2 separate regions of the Homo sapiens genome follow, and region 2 is linked to region 1. A link is a loop called in an ENCODE intact Hi-C map of the cell type or tissue named here. Cell type or tissue: psoas muscle. All regions are shown on one strand. Each heading gives the region's core, and the rest is flanking DNA. Links, peaks and the distances in the headings are about the cores only.

Region 1 (6,802 bases), core at 1,746-4,245:
TTTGTCATAAATAGCTCTTATTATTTTATTTTGAGATATGTTCCATCAATACCTAGTGTACTGAGAGTGTTTAGCATGAAGAGCTGTTGAATTTTATTGAAGGCCTTTTCTGCACTATGGAGATAATTATGTGGTTTTTGTCACTGGTTCTGTTTATGTGATGGATTCCGTTTATTGATTTGCATATGTTGAACCAGCCTTGCATCCCAGGGATGAAGCTGACTTGATCATGGTCAATAAGCTTTTTGAGGTGCTGCTGGATTCGGTTTGCCAGTTATACTGTAACCATTTATTTAACATATTTGTTTCTTATTCACATTTGCCTCCTCAAAACTCAGCCCAGTGCCAATGTGTGCTTACTAAATTAACCATTATTAAACCATTTTCAATTTTAGAAAAGGAAATAAAATACTTGTGAGAAAATAAGCTATAATAGGTGAAAACACTTATTCCATCAAAATAGCAAATAGCAAAATATTACTTATTTATACTGATTTCTGGTTACATATAACACACTACCCCGGGAATTTGGTAGGATAGTATATTCTTCAGATCCCCATCCAAAGGTTTTTTTTTTTGTGTGTGTGTACATCTATAAAAAGAATTGGAAGACGTTTCTTCAATATGGCCTCTTCTATAGAATTATCTATTAATCTAGCCATAAAATGAATTACTATGAGGTATTATAGCAGAGATATTTAAAGAATGGATTCTGAAGCCAGACTGTCTCGGTTTGAATCCTGGCTCTATCCATTACTAGCTATGAGATCTGCAACAAGTATCTTAATCTCTCTGTGTCTTAGTTAACTCATCTGAAATTGTATTGATAATAATACTTCCATCATAAGCCACAGGGTTATTGTAAAAGTTGAATGAGTTCATATATGCCAACCACTCACAATAGTATTATAGCCCAGGGTAGCATATTGTATTTATATAAAATATACAATATTATCTATATACCTTTATAGATATTAGCTTTTAAATATAGTAATTATTGTTTAAAATGCATGTGTCTGTTCTATTTATGATATAATTTGTACACTTAAAAAATCAATGTACAAATTTCTAGTAATGAATCCTTTTCTTACAACAAAATTTCATTTAGGGAAATATGTACTAAGTATATGTAAAGTGGTTTCTCCAATATTTCCGAGAAATTGTATAGAATCTGGTGTGTATATATGTATGTGTGCATGCATGCACGTGTGGGCACATGTACTTTTAAGCAGACTACTGCTGAATCTTTTTCACTTTATAATTTGAGAAGATATATATATATATTTTTAAAGTTTCTGGAGATGCTGTGTCACAACTACAAATTTAGCTCTGTAGTTCATACTTGCTTTATCTACACTCATAATATTCAACAACACTAATTGTTGCTCCATGATGCATTGCCCTATTATCTCAGTCCACATTAATTCCTCCTCTTAGGTCTGAGAAAACTGTATTTTTCTACTATAGCCAATTGAACAAGTGTCTTTCTTCCCCACTAGACTGCCAACTACTTGAGGTCCGATATCTTACTGATTTTAGCATAGTGTCATATCAGACATGGCTCATTAGCTCCTCGATAAATGTTTATTGAACTAAAGTAAAAATTAACTCACAAAATGATGACTCTGAGGAATGTTAATACATTAAAGATTTAATTCTGTTCATGTTACTTAAATGTTTTAGAAACATTTAAGACAAGAAAGGACATTCTGAGATTTATCAGTGTCTCAAAAAATTACATTAATTAGTACATTCCATTCTAGCCATATGAATATTAATATTCAGATATAAAATCTGGCATAACTCCTCAAAACTTCTCTTTTTAAGATATATGTGTGGATATATAAAACACACATCTTCTAGTTAAAAGAAGTTAAAACCTCATCTTCTAGTTAAAAGATGTATGTTTTAACTAGAAGATGTACGTTTTATATATCTGCACTCATGTATAAACATGCTTATCTACAATTTTCTAAGCGTAAAGTCTTCCCTTACTAAAAAATTCATTTAGGGTATAATTCAATATTAAAAATTAGAAATATATACTTTCAAAGTGAAAGTAAATATATACCTTTAAATTATATATCTTTATCTTTATAGCACATATATTTATATCTATATCTTTATAGCACATATTTAAGAGCAGTAAATCTTATGAATTTTCAGAGTAATCATATGTCAAATCAAATAAAAATCTTCAGAACTATAGTTACAGCCACCACAAGTCCTATATTTCCTCATACACAACAAATTTAGATACATAAGGAACAATTTTCTCCTACTGGATAAATTATTTTTTCTATTTTTTTACATTAGGTACTTTTTATTACATCAACATAAAACAATGACACTGACAATAGTATTATTTTATCTTGTGTCAGCATTCTGAAAGCATGACCTTGAAATTTAATATTATTAAAAATTAAGACCTACAAGTTAAGCAGCAGAATGCTTGTGTAGTATTAATTAAAAAAAATGCAAGAGATTTCACTTCAAACACTTGAAACACAAATTTTAAAAAAATAGATAAATAGAAGCTTTAACACAGTGTTCTTTCAAACTACAAATCAGTCAGTCTAGCATTACACAACATTACTATTTTCATTTCAAAGCATAAGTGTGGCACAAGTTATTTTACCAATATTTTTGATTTATGATAAAAGAAAACCTCATTAAATAAAAAACACTTAATGAGTTTGAGATCCTTAAAATATTTTGTACAGTCTTCAATCTAATTTCATCCCATCTCTTTTCAGTACTTTGAATGTTACTCCAGAATGTACTTTCATTTGGTAAAATCTTGTATTTACAACTGGAAGAGCATAATTAAAAACTTTACCCCCATGTGATGTCTTTTGTTCAAGGCAATGCCTTCAGAATTGAGCATAAGTATTCATATTTTTACTAATAATATTTCAGTCTTCAAAAATTTACCAAAATATGATGAAAAGTCAATGTTAGTGGGGTTAGAGCTTTCTTTTTTTCTTTTGTGAATTTCTTACAGGTGTAATGAGCAGGAGCTAAGTGTAACACACATTGCAAGTTGGGTATAGTGTGGTAAATATACAGCACCCGAGTTTCGCTAGGTGGCGCAAAAAGAATAATGTATCTGTCTGCTTCTTCTGTCTGTTGGAATGTTAACAAATGGAATGACAGAGGACAAAGTACCCAATATCGGTGTTTGTAGAATTCTTATCCAAACTAGAATGTTTCTTAATCTATTTTTACTAGAATATAATTCCTTTATAATAAAATAATTTTTAGCACAAAGTAAACTTCAGCACGATGAATAGCTTTCCATTTTTTTTCACTGGATATTTTGAACACTAAAACAGAAAATGTCAGGCTTTTTTGGGAAGACACTGTAAATAAAGAATTAGAAAAATTGACATTACCTTACTGAAACCCTACCTAAAAGCATCACCTAATGTATAAGTGAAAATTGCTAGCAAATTACTTCTTACAGCTATAAAAGAATATGTGAATTTTATAATTTATAACATTTTGGAAGTTCTCATATGAAGATTTTTAAACATCACAGAGTAGAGCTGAAAGGGAATGGCCTCGGAATCGGGAAAACTGGATTTTAGTTTTAGCATAGCAGTGATCTAATTGTGATCTGAGCTGCTATTTCTTAAATAGTCAACTAAGAGCTGGATTTGATTAGTTTTAACGTCTTTGGAGTTTCAAAAAATCATTCTAGACTCTCTAAGAATGAGTGACAATATTATTCTGCCAAGAGATAACTTTATTTTATTTAACATTTTTCAGAGAATAAAGTTTAAATATATATTCTGCTTTAATAGGGGTCAAAACAAAGATTAAAATTTGAATAATCTTAGCAGATATTACAACCAACATTAAGTGGAAAATACAATTAAGATCAGCAATCCATCTAACAAAAATTATGTCTAGAGATATATTTGTTCTTCTCTTTCTAGATAGGATGATTTTTAGAATTGTTTTTAGATATTTGGACAGATTTTAGATAGATTTAACTTTCAAACCATTATTATTCAATCTGGGCTTTATAAATGTAGTTCTCTATCTGCAATACACTCAGAGCTTCCCAACTATTTAGCTACTACTAAGTAATATGTGTGCTAAAATATCATCCTCTCAGCCCTCCAGACAACCAGGCAGGGTCTGAGGTGGCTGGAGTTTGAGAGCAGTAGCCTTTGGCCAAGAGCAGCCTCACCAGTTTAACCTGGTGTACCAACGAAATATATCCTTTTGCATTTCATGACATGAGAAAGATTGAGAAGCATTGTACTGTAGCATCTCTGTATTACCTTATTTTTGCCTCTAATAACTTACTTGGGGAGACCTTTGGAAAAATAAAAATGACTCACTTTCTCCAAAGTAACCTGGAGAATTTCAAGTTTTCAATAATTGCACAATTTCTGGCTGAAATTAATTTCACAAAACAATATAAATACTGATGACTAATAATTCAGAGTATTTTGCCACAAGAAAAAATACGTATAGTTTCTGTGTTAAATAAGCTAATTTATCTAAAACCTATTTAATAGTAAGCAAGCACAGCATTACGTGATGTTATATAGTATGTTCTTGGCTCATCAATTTTAACACTGAATGAAATTGCTACTGATTTTTTAAGTGATCTTTTTTCTCTGTTTTAATATAGAGGACTAAATATAACTTATAAGGAAAAAGGTATATAACAATTTCAAGTGTTATTAAATTAACTTACGAAGCATCACATGAACATATAATTATCTAAGTTGAATTTCTGTTGTTAGTTTGAAAATATATTTTGTAAGTAACTATAGTATATATACATAGACTCACTCTGTGTGTGTATATATATATAGTATTTCTAGATAAATGTCTTCATTTTATTCATAAGATGAAGGCTACAAATGATGTCAATGCTACAAATTATGTAAAGGATATAATGCCTGATATTATGAGAAATATGTGACATGCAATATGCAATATTTTAGGCTAGTTTATATTTCATGGATAGTACTAAATTTAGAAACAGTATGTGAATGAAATTTGTTAATCTAAAATCTTCATAAAAAGTCTCAGTTCTTTCAAAACTACGAAAGCTAACCTCAATTCAAAATGAGTTAAATATTAAACAAACTTCTCCAGAGGAAGAGACTGCAGATAGCTTTGTCAGTGTTATCAGTGAGATTAACATTCTAGTCATAGATTTTTGAGGAAAAAAAATAGTACACCAAGGAGGGACAATGGCTGCCAGGAAGCAAAGGTAAAAATCGACAGATAAAATTCAGTAATAGCAATCAGTGCAAAACTCCCCATAGACTCTCTTATGTCCTGGTTACTGCCTACTGTATTAAGACTGCCTTTCTCATCACTTAATGCTTATTTTCATCACTTTGCTTAAAATATTGATAATCAATTAGAGCTACGTCTGTTTTGCCACAGAATCTGTGTCACAGTCTATCAGACTGTCAGGGCCAATTCAATCCTCATTCAAAGTTAATTTTTTCTTCATAAATCTGCCTTTGGAGGAGTCATTAGGCGCAGAACATAGCCGGAGGTGCAATCACCTATTCTCTTTCATTAGTGGCAGGCAGAGAAGGTGAGGGAGATTATTAGAACTTTGGAATGATCACAAAGCAGCGTGCTGCCTGTCAGATCCCCCCAACATTTAATTCATCTAGCCAACTCACCAGCACTCTTTGCCAACAGTTTTAAATGGACATTATTCATGAACATCTGTGACATGCTGAATATTCTGAACTGGAAATGATGAAAAAGCAATGCCCCTTTTGACTTTAAAATTAATTCTATGGTCAAAACAATTAAGTATATAACAAACATGTTTTGTGATGTTATTTTTGGTCATCTAAGATATATTTCAGAGGCAAAACAATTTACTTAAGTTATAACACAAATGTATAAGGGGAAATTAATGCCTAAAAATCAACATTCTCAGTATTAAACAATTTAGAAAATCCTATTTTACCTACATTAGGAATGACCAGAATTTCTCCCCAAAGAGGTATTTAAAATTCACAATATTTAAATATTTATTTAATGTGAAATCTTGTTAAGCAACATACCACAAAATGAAATAACTCAAAAGGATTTAATATAGGACCAATTAAATAAAAAATATTCTATTTGAAATTTTCATTGCCACCACTTTTTTTAGTACTACACGTCTTCATTATAAGCAGTGTATTGTGGTAAAGTTAATAGAGAAACTTAGTCTAATTTTAAAAATAGGCAGAATAAATGAAAAGAAAACTTTCTAAATAACTTATTTTCATTTTAAAATCTACCATTAATTTTTTCAAAAAAAGAAAATCTGGGTTGTTTCAAATGCTTTGTTCTTTGAGTGTGCTGCCTTTTATTATTTGGAATAGAAAATTTATGTTAGCTGTTAAGATGGAGATTACAGAGGTTCCTTGTTAGATCTAATTTTGTGGAGATTTATCTTTAAGTTATTTAAACATTTACTCAGAATACCAAGCTGATGACATCAAGATTTTAAATGCTATTATCAAAACCACAGTGTTCTAGCAATGTAAAACAATTATTAAAGATTAGCTTCAGGAAATAGCTGTACCAGTATTTCCCAAACTGTTCCACACAATGAGGTGCTAAAAGGGTTTTGTGGTCAAATATATTTGGAAAATACTTAGTTGGACAAAATTAAGCTATTTCTTTACTGTACAACTCATCAGAATCTACAATATGCTAATGTGTCTTGTGACTCTTTAAAAGGGAAATAAAATATGGTGACTCTCAAACTTACTTGACTATAGAACCATTTTTTGATACCACCAAAATAGCAACAAAG
Region 2 (6,802 bases), core at 2,567-5,066, 830 kb after region 1:
TGGGTGAGGACACAGCCAAATCATATCAACCTCCAGGAGGAAGCATCTCATCCTCCAGCCCACCGGCTAGAGTCTTTACCTGGAGTGGCCCCACAGCCTCAGCCCTTTCCTGTAAGAATTGGTGGTTGGATTGACTTTGTGGAAGGAGAAAGTTTCATTTTTACAGGGTTCATGCAAGGAGCGAGTTGGTCCTGCATTCTCAGTTCAAATGCAGGGTGTGTTTTCTCACAGAGACAATATTTTCAAAGAAATGTGTGTTGTTTATTAATATGAGGAATACAGTTCAGGTGTATTCTGTATTTGTGGAATGGCCTAGATGGCAATCCATTGGTGAGCTAAAAACTGACCGTAAATCAGATTTGCATATGGACCAAAAATCATACTGATTGAGCCAAGCCTCTGCCTTATACTTGATATAAACAAGCGATGGCAGTGTTGGACATGGGACTTGGGGTCAGACATCCCTCATTAGAAGCAGCTGTGCTACAACAGAAAGGATCCTGGGACTTGGGGCCAGAAATTGGGTTTCAACTGCTCATGTGTTCACTTTGGACAATGCTGTCTTCTGAAAGACTTCATTGTCCTCAAGGATAAACAAGAGCGGTCATGAAGATGAAGTGACACGGTGATCAGGAAGAAGGTTGTACATGGTAGGTATCCAAGAAGTGTCAGTTAAATATGAATTCCAAAAAGAACCATTAGCAACACCACGAACTCCAGAGGCTATTTGTAGATTGTGCAACTCTATTTCCAAAGGTCAACATTTTTCCTTATTTGAAGCCTCATTCCCTTCCCTTTGCACAGCCACAGCCCCTCCTTACCTAACTGAGGAGATGTACTCAGGCTGCCTTCGGCCTTCTACCCTCTGCTTTGTGTCAAAAACTCTGGCATGCCAGAGACCAGAGTGGCCTCTGCCCACACCCACTCCCAACTCAGAGAGGGGGCACAGGTAGCATTGCCAGACTTAACAAATAAAAATATGGAATACTCAATGAAATCTGAATTTCAGATGAACAGCATATAATTGCGTGCACTGTTCTTATAATTAAAAATCACTCATTGTTCATCTGAAATTCAGATTTAATTGGGCAGCCTGTATTTTATCTGTCAACCCTAAGCATAGGGTGAGTTTCTGCCCCCTTCAAATGACCCCTTGGCCCCTTCAGAGTCTGAGGCCTGGGCCAGATCTGACGGTGGCTACTTGTCCTCCTTCTGCTCAGCCAACCCCTGTCTAAGCCTTGCTATCCTTGAGCCCAGATGTCCTCAAGGCAGTGTCATCAGAGCCACTGAATGGCATAAGCATCTCCAACCTGGAGTAGATTCAGGCCCTGGCTGTGTCCCTCCTACTATTCATTTAGTGGTCAGGACCCACTAACAGCCTGAGAGTTGCCTCTTAGTCCTTGGAGCTTATGTCATAGAGGGAGTTAGTTTCCCTTTCCCCAGGAACAGCCCTCAGTCAATGATGGGTGGGAATTGGAGGATCAATACCACAGCTCTCACACCCCTGGGTAAGGATGGGGATAAATCAGAGGTGTATACAATAATCTACACTGTCTTCTCCAGGTCCACAGTGGGACTGAGCCCCAATTGTCCACAGTGGAAACTGCCTAACAATGAACGTACCCTTTATAGGCTTCTCTTTCTTCCCTTCTCTGTCTCACTTTCTAACTTCTCTTACCAATACTCCTTGCATTGCTTCCTAAACTCCCCACGCCCAGATACATGATTCATGGTGGGCCTCTGGGGAGCCCAACCTAAAACAAAGCTCTATGTCTTTTATCTCACTACAGTTTCCTCAGCCACCTCAGCACCCACGAATCACCAAAGGTTAAAATCATAGGGTGCTTACCAGAAAATACAGACCCAGGAACCCAAGGATGAGGTCAGGAGTCTTAAGACATTGTTTGCTGAGATTTGTAAAGACCCCAGCAACAGAAAGAGAAGGCCCTTTCTAGCTTGGAAGATACTCCTGTTACAAGGGTTCAGCACGAGCATCTTCTTACCAGTTTACCAAACCAGGAGCTTCAGACAAGAAGAGCCAGTGTTCTGTGTTCATGGCAGGGGAGTGGAGTTCCATTTCCTGGTCCTGCCCTGCAGAGAAGTAGCACAGCAGCTCCTTCTCAAGTTATTACTGTCAAAGCGGACTTCCCTGCCTGGCTTCCCAGGCTCCCCGGGAGCTGATCTCTGAAGAAACAGAGGCCAACGTCTGTAGGGTTTCAACTGGCCTAAGCCACCGGGAAGGGGAATGGTTTGGGGCCCAGAGAAAGTGTCTCTCTGCCTCCATGTACCTGAGTGATCTGGATAAAATGATCCTCAGTTTCCTCATCTGCAAAATGAGAGTAATGATGCATCCTGGGGCTGTTGAGTGAATTACATAAAACAATGTACGTTAGAGCCTAGCACTATGTAAGACATCCCACAAAAGTTAATTTCCTTCCCTGGTTTTATTGTACCTGTGAAACCCAGGCGGTAAGAACTCACACTCTTGTATGATGCTGTCTGTACTAACAGCTTTCACAAATCTTGTCTCCCCGGTCAGATTGGAAGCCATGCTGGAATCGGGCGAGCTCTTGTTAATTGATTCAATGGCCTTGACCTGCAAAGCTCTCTCTCCCACCTTGCCTTCCTCTTGGTTATCAAGAAGGTTCTGCAAAGATTGCCATCAGCAAGGCTGTCCAGCCTGATTCTTGAGTGGATCATGCCAGTAATTTGCTGTGATGGATAGAGTGCCTTAAACTGCCTGTGTAATTGTGGTGAGCAGCCGCCAGAGTGGTGGAGCGACTGTGTTTAGGAAATTCAACTTGCAGGGAACACGGTGCTGCCTAAGCCACTGTTGTTCCAAAATTAGACCTTTCCTCCACTCCATCATTACATGGGTAAGCAGTCAGAACACTTCCTGAATACGAACCACAGATCAGAAGTGATTTATAGAAACATCCACATGTGTGTAGATGGTTGGCAGAAGGAGGGAGGGTGGGAGCCCAAGGTTGGCCCCAGACCAGCCACAGGCCTCCTCTACCGCAGCTCTATCAAAATGACTGCTCTCACTACTGCAGGGACAGGGAAGGACTACGGTCTCCTGCAAAAAAGAAATGTGAGCTTCTTTTGGTTCATAGACTTGCCAGATCATAATGCCTACTTGTAATGCATGGTAAAAATTCAGTTACCCTGGATCCTCTTTAAAGACACCGATTCCGTGGGTCTAGCTTGGGGCCTGGACATCTGTGCTTCTGACAGCCCCCTCCATTAATGGTTCTCAAATTGTGCTGCACATTACAGCCGCCAGTGGGGCTTTAAAATATCCTGATGTCCAGGTCCCATTGCAGACCTATAAAATCAGAGTCACTGGGGGCGGCACCTAGGCACTGGGGCTTTTTAAGGAGCTGTAGATGATGTTGATGTGCAGTCAAGTTTGAGAACCAATTCCCAGACAATCTGTAAAAGCGAGCAAGTCTGGGAAATACAGATTCCGGGGTAGAAGTCTATTTAGAAGAACCAAGTAACTCTTTTATTTGGCATCATCAAACTGAAATTCAGAGCCCTTGCTGGTTTAGGCAGATAAAATAGGGTTATGGAGCCTCTTTTCAAGCAGTTGTTCTGAAATCAGTTTCTAATACAGTTGCCTGGACATCCACTCATATCAGCTGAGTCACACCTATGTTTTTTAAAGGTTCTTGGGTCATTTGGATGCTCCTCTGGGTCTGGACCCACTGACTTCAGAGAATTTATAAAACGTCAAATCCTTTAATTTATAATTATGTAGGATGCATATTTGAGCTCTGCCACAAGGACATTTCATGGGACTGAGCATTTCTAGACAAATTTTTACTTTTTAAAAAAAAAAGTTTTTAAAATAAAAGATGTCTGGTCTATAAGTGGACATTATAAAATACATTTGCAACCTGGTGTTCCCTTAACTCCCGAGCCCTTAAATAGAAGATATGGTAAGATAACTCAACTGTTCATTTCCCCATATTCGTGCCACGTCTAGCTGAAAAAGGAAAAGGCCCAAATCTCCCTCCTGGTCTCAACCTTTGCAACAGCAAAGGTGGCTGAGTCAGAAGCTCTGAGGTCCTCCGAGCCCCTCCGCAGTGCTCTTGCAGGCCAGCAGCTTCCTGTGGGGGCTCCCCCTGGTGACAGCGTGTGGGATAATTTCTGATTAGAAAAAGATCCCTGAGCTGGAAGGGACTTTGTGCAGCTTCCTGCAGTGGCCAGGGTGTGCTAGGTCTGGGTTTATCTGAGTCAGGGCTTCTCTGAGGCATGCATTTCTCAGCGAGTCTCCCGAATTTTATTTTCAATCCTGCCAAGGGCAGATTAAATGGCTACATGAATGGGAAAATGCAGGAGGCTTTGAAACAGATGGTTGGCTGTGCAGGCTCAGTGACTTGCCAAGCACTGGATTGTGTTGCCATATGAATGAAAATCCCACTGTGGCTGGGTTTTTATTTCTCCAACCTATGGATGACAGCGACTCCCTTGTTCCCCTGGCAGTGGGGCCTGGAGCAGTTACCTGCTATTATTCGCCTCCCATCAGGGTTCAGCTTCTTGCCTCTCTGGATTTTCCTGGTTCCTTTTTCTGAAAGGGAGTGTCATTCTAGACTAATTTCCTGATGGTGTAAATGATTTAGCAGGGCTGATGAATATCAATAGAGCTGCAGATGGGTTTAAGTTGCCTAATGAATGTGACAGTCACTGGTGCCAAATATTTTTCCAACTTGCATTTAGGATGCAAACAAGCTTGAATAGTACCCACAAAGGGTACTTCTTTAATTATGCATTATAAATTCTGAAGTCAGTAGTCAAAAGTGTCAGCGCAGTATGGCACAGATGAGAAGCTGTGTACATGGACGTGTGCTCAATGCACATGAGCCAGAGAGACCTCGGTTCGAATCCCAGCTCTGCTACTAATGAGCTGTGTGAATTTGGACATGTTATATAATATCTCAAAGACTGATTGTAAAATGCAGATAAAAATCCTTGCCCTTGGACATTTTAAAAATAATGAGCATGAGAAAATGTAGCATGGCTGGCATTCATAATTCAACAAATAGTCATTAAGTACCTACTATGTAGAAAGGGCTATACTAGGTGTGGGGAATTCAGAAGATTCTGGAAATTCACAGGTGAAGGAAATAACTGGAATGGTAGAATGCCAAGGGCAGGACAGAGGGAGGATGCACCAGGTGTAGGAAGTAAGAGGTGTTTTGTCTGTAAAGAATTTAAAAGCAATAGGAAAGCTGACTAAAAGTTTATTTGCAGCCAGGCGCAATATCTCACACCTGTAATCCCAATACTTTGGGAGCCCGAGGCATGAGGCTTGTTTGAGCCCAGAAGTTCAAGACCAGCCTGGGCAACACTGCAAGACCCCCATCTCTACAGAAATTTTAAAAAATTATCCAGGTGTGATGGTGCATGACTGTGGTCCTAGCTATATGGGAGGCTGAGGTGGAAGAATGGCTTGAGCACAGGAGATGGAGGCTGCAGTGAATTGTGATCGTGCCACTGCACTCTAGCCTGGGTGACAGAGTGAGACACTGTCTCAAAAAAAAAAGGTTGATTTGCTTTTCATTATCAACATAAGCCAACAATTCTAAACAATGTCAGTGATCAAATTACTTTATCCCCAAAATCTCTTGTTGGTTTAAATTCCAGGGAACTGTTGTGGTTACTATTGAGTTTTAATAGAATATATGTAAGCTATGTATTCTCCTGGTTTTTAATTACTTATCCTTTAATAAACATTGTATTCTTTATTAAGGAAGTCAATTTGAAGAATGCCCAGTTATTCAAGGTGCCTTCCCCACTCCACTCCTCAGCAGAAGTGGACTCAGCCTCAGGAGTTTTGTATAAAGCAAGTGTATAATGGTTCGAAATTGATGGACCTATTGGTTCCCCTGAAGGTTTTGTCTCCAGCCCTGGTGGTATCATCTCTTCCTGTGTTTAAATGGTAGATTCAAAAATGATGGTAGCTCAGTGATTGTAGAAACAAGGACACAAAGATCTTGATTTACACCAATTCTGTCATTTCTGTGTAATCACTCAGAGGTTTTATGTTTCAAATTTAGAAGAAGGAAACTCTGAACTTCAAGGTATAATATTTTAGTTTGGCAAGCGCAAATTTTAGTTCGTACATGAAATGTTTTACTGAATTTGAATATATTTAAAATTGAACTTTGCTTTTCTAATAAAATTGTTAATTATTTGTTTTTAAAACGAAGGAACAATTTGAGAAAATAATGATTATTACTAATTCTTATGTGATAATTACTGAAAATAATTTTATCATAGAGAGGAAGGGATGTTAAAAAATGATCCACTCCAGGCATCAAATATGCTAGGTATGTCACTGCAGTGCATTACACAGTAAGTTTTTAAAACATTGATATTGACATCAATGGTGGCCTTTCTCTTCTAACATGGCACTTCTCTGAGATGAAAGACAGGAGTTCACAGTGAAAGAACTAAGTGTCTGCAGTCTTTTGAAAATTTGATTCTGCAGTTTTAAAAAATAATAGTAACTACTATCATCGAGCCCTTCCTATATGTCAGGTATGGAGCTGACATGTTACAAACATTATTTAGTACTTTATCCAGCACTGTGAGGTGGATATTATTATACCAACTTAAATGACGAAGAAACTGAGGTTGGGAGAAGTGTGCTCCAGATTACAGACCTTGTGAGTGACAGAGCTGGGCTGACACTGTGGATTACCTGATTCTAAGCTTGTTCTCTTAACAACATGCCATCAGGAGAAGGAGAAGCTGATGCTGATTTCAGTTCCTGAGTATATTACAAGGCTGG

What was found. A loop is a pair of places that touch in the nucleus more often than their neighbours do. Peaks named below come from ENCODE experiments on the same cell type or tissue, not always from the same donor. Only the 100,000 strongest peaks of a DNase experiment are listed, where the experiment ranks them.
Region 2: it touches region 1 in a loop (6-fold over the local background); 93 of 110 quality-filtered maps call a loop at or near these places.

Annotation. Positions count from the first base shown.
Region 1 is chr3:158,430,894-158,437,695 of GRCh38, reverse strand. The region is part of intron 6 of RSRC1 (arginine and serine rich coiled-coil 1); the gene reads right to left. Among named protein-coding and RNA genes, the nearest start is that of UC.134, 92 kb to the left of the region's middle. In psoas muscle, for the core only: a CTCF peak has its summit at 3,067; no DNase peak of the experiment used is centred there.
Region 2 is chr3:157,604,102-157,610,903 of GRCh38, reverse strand. No RefSeq gene overlaps it. Among named protein-coding and RNA genes, the nearest start is that of VEPH1, 100 kb to the right of the region's middle. In psoas muscle, for the core only: a CTCF peak has its summit at 4,125 (motif pointing left); a DNase peak (open chromatin) is centred at 4,123.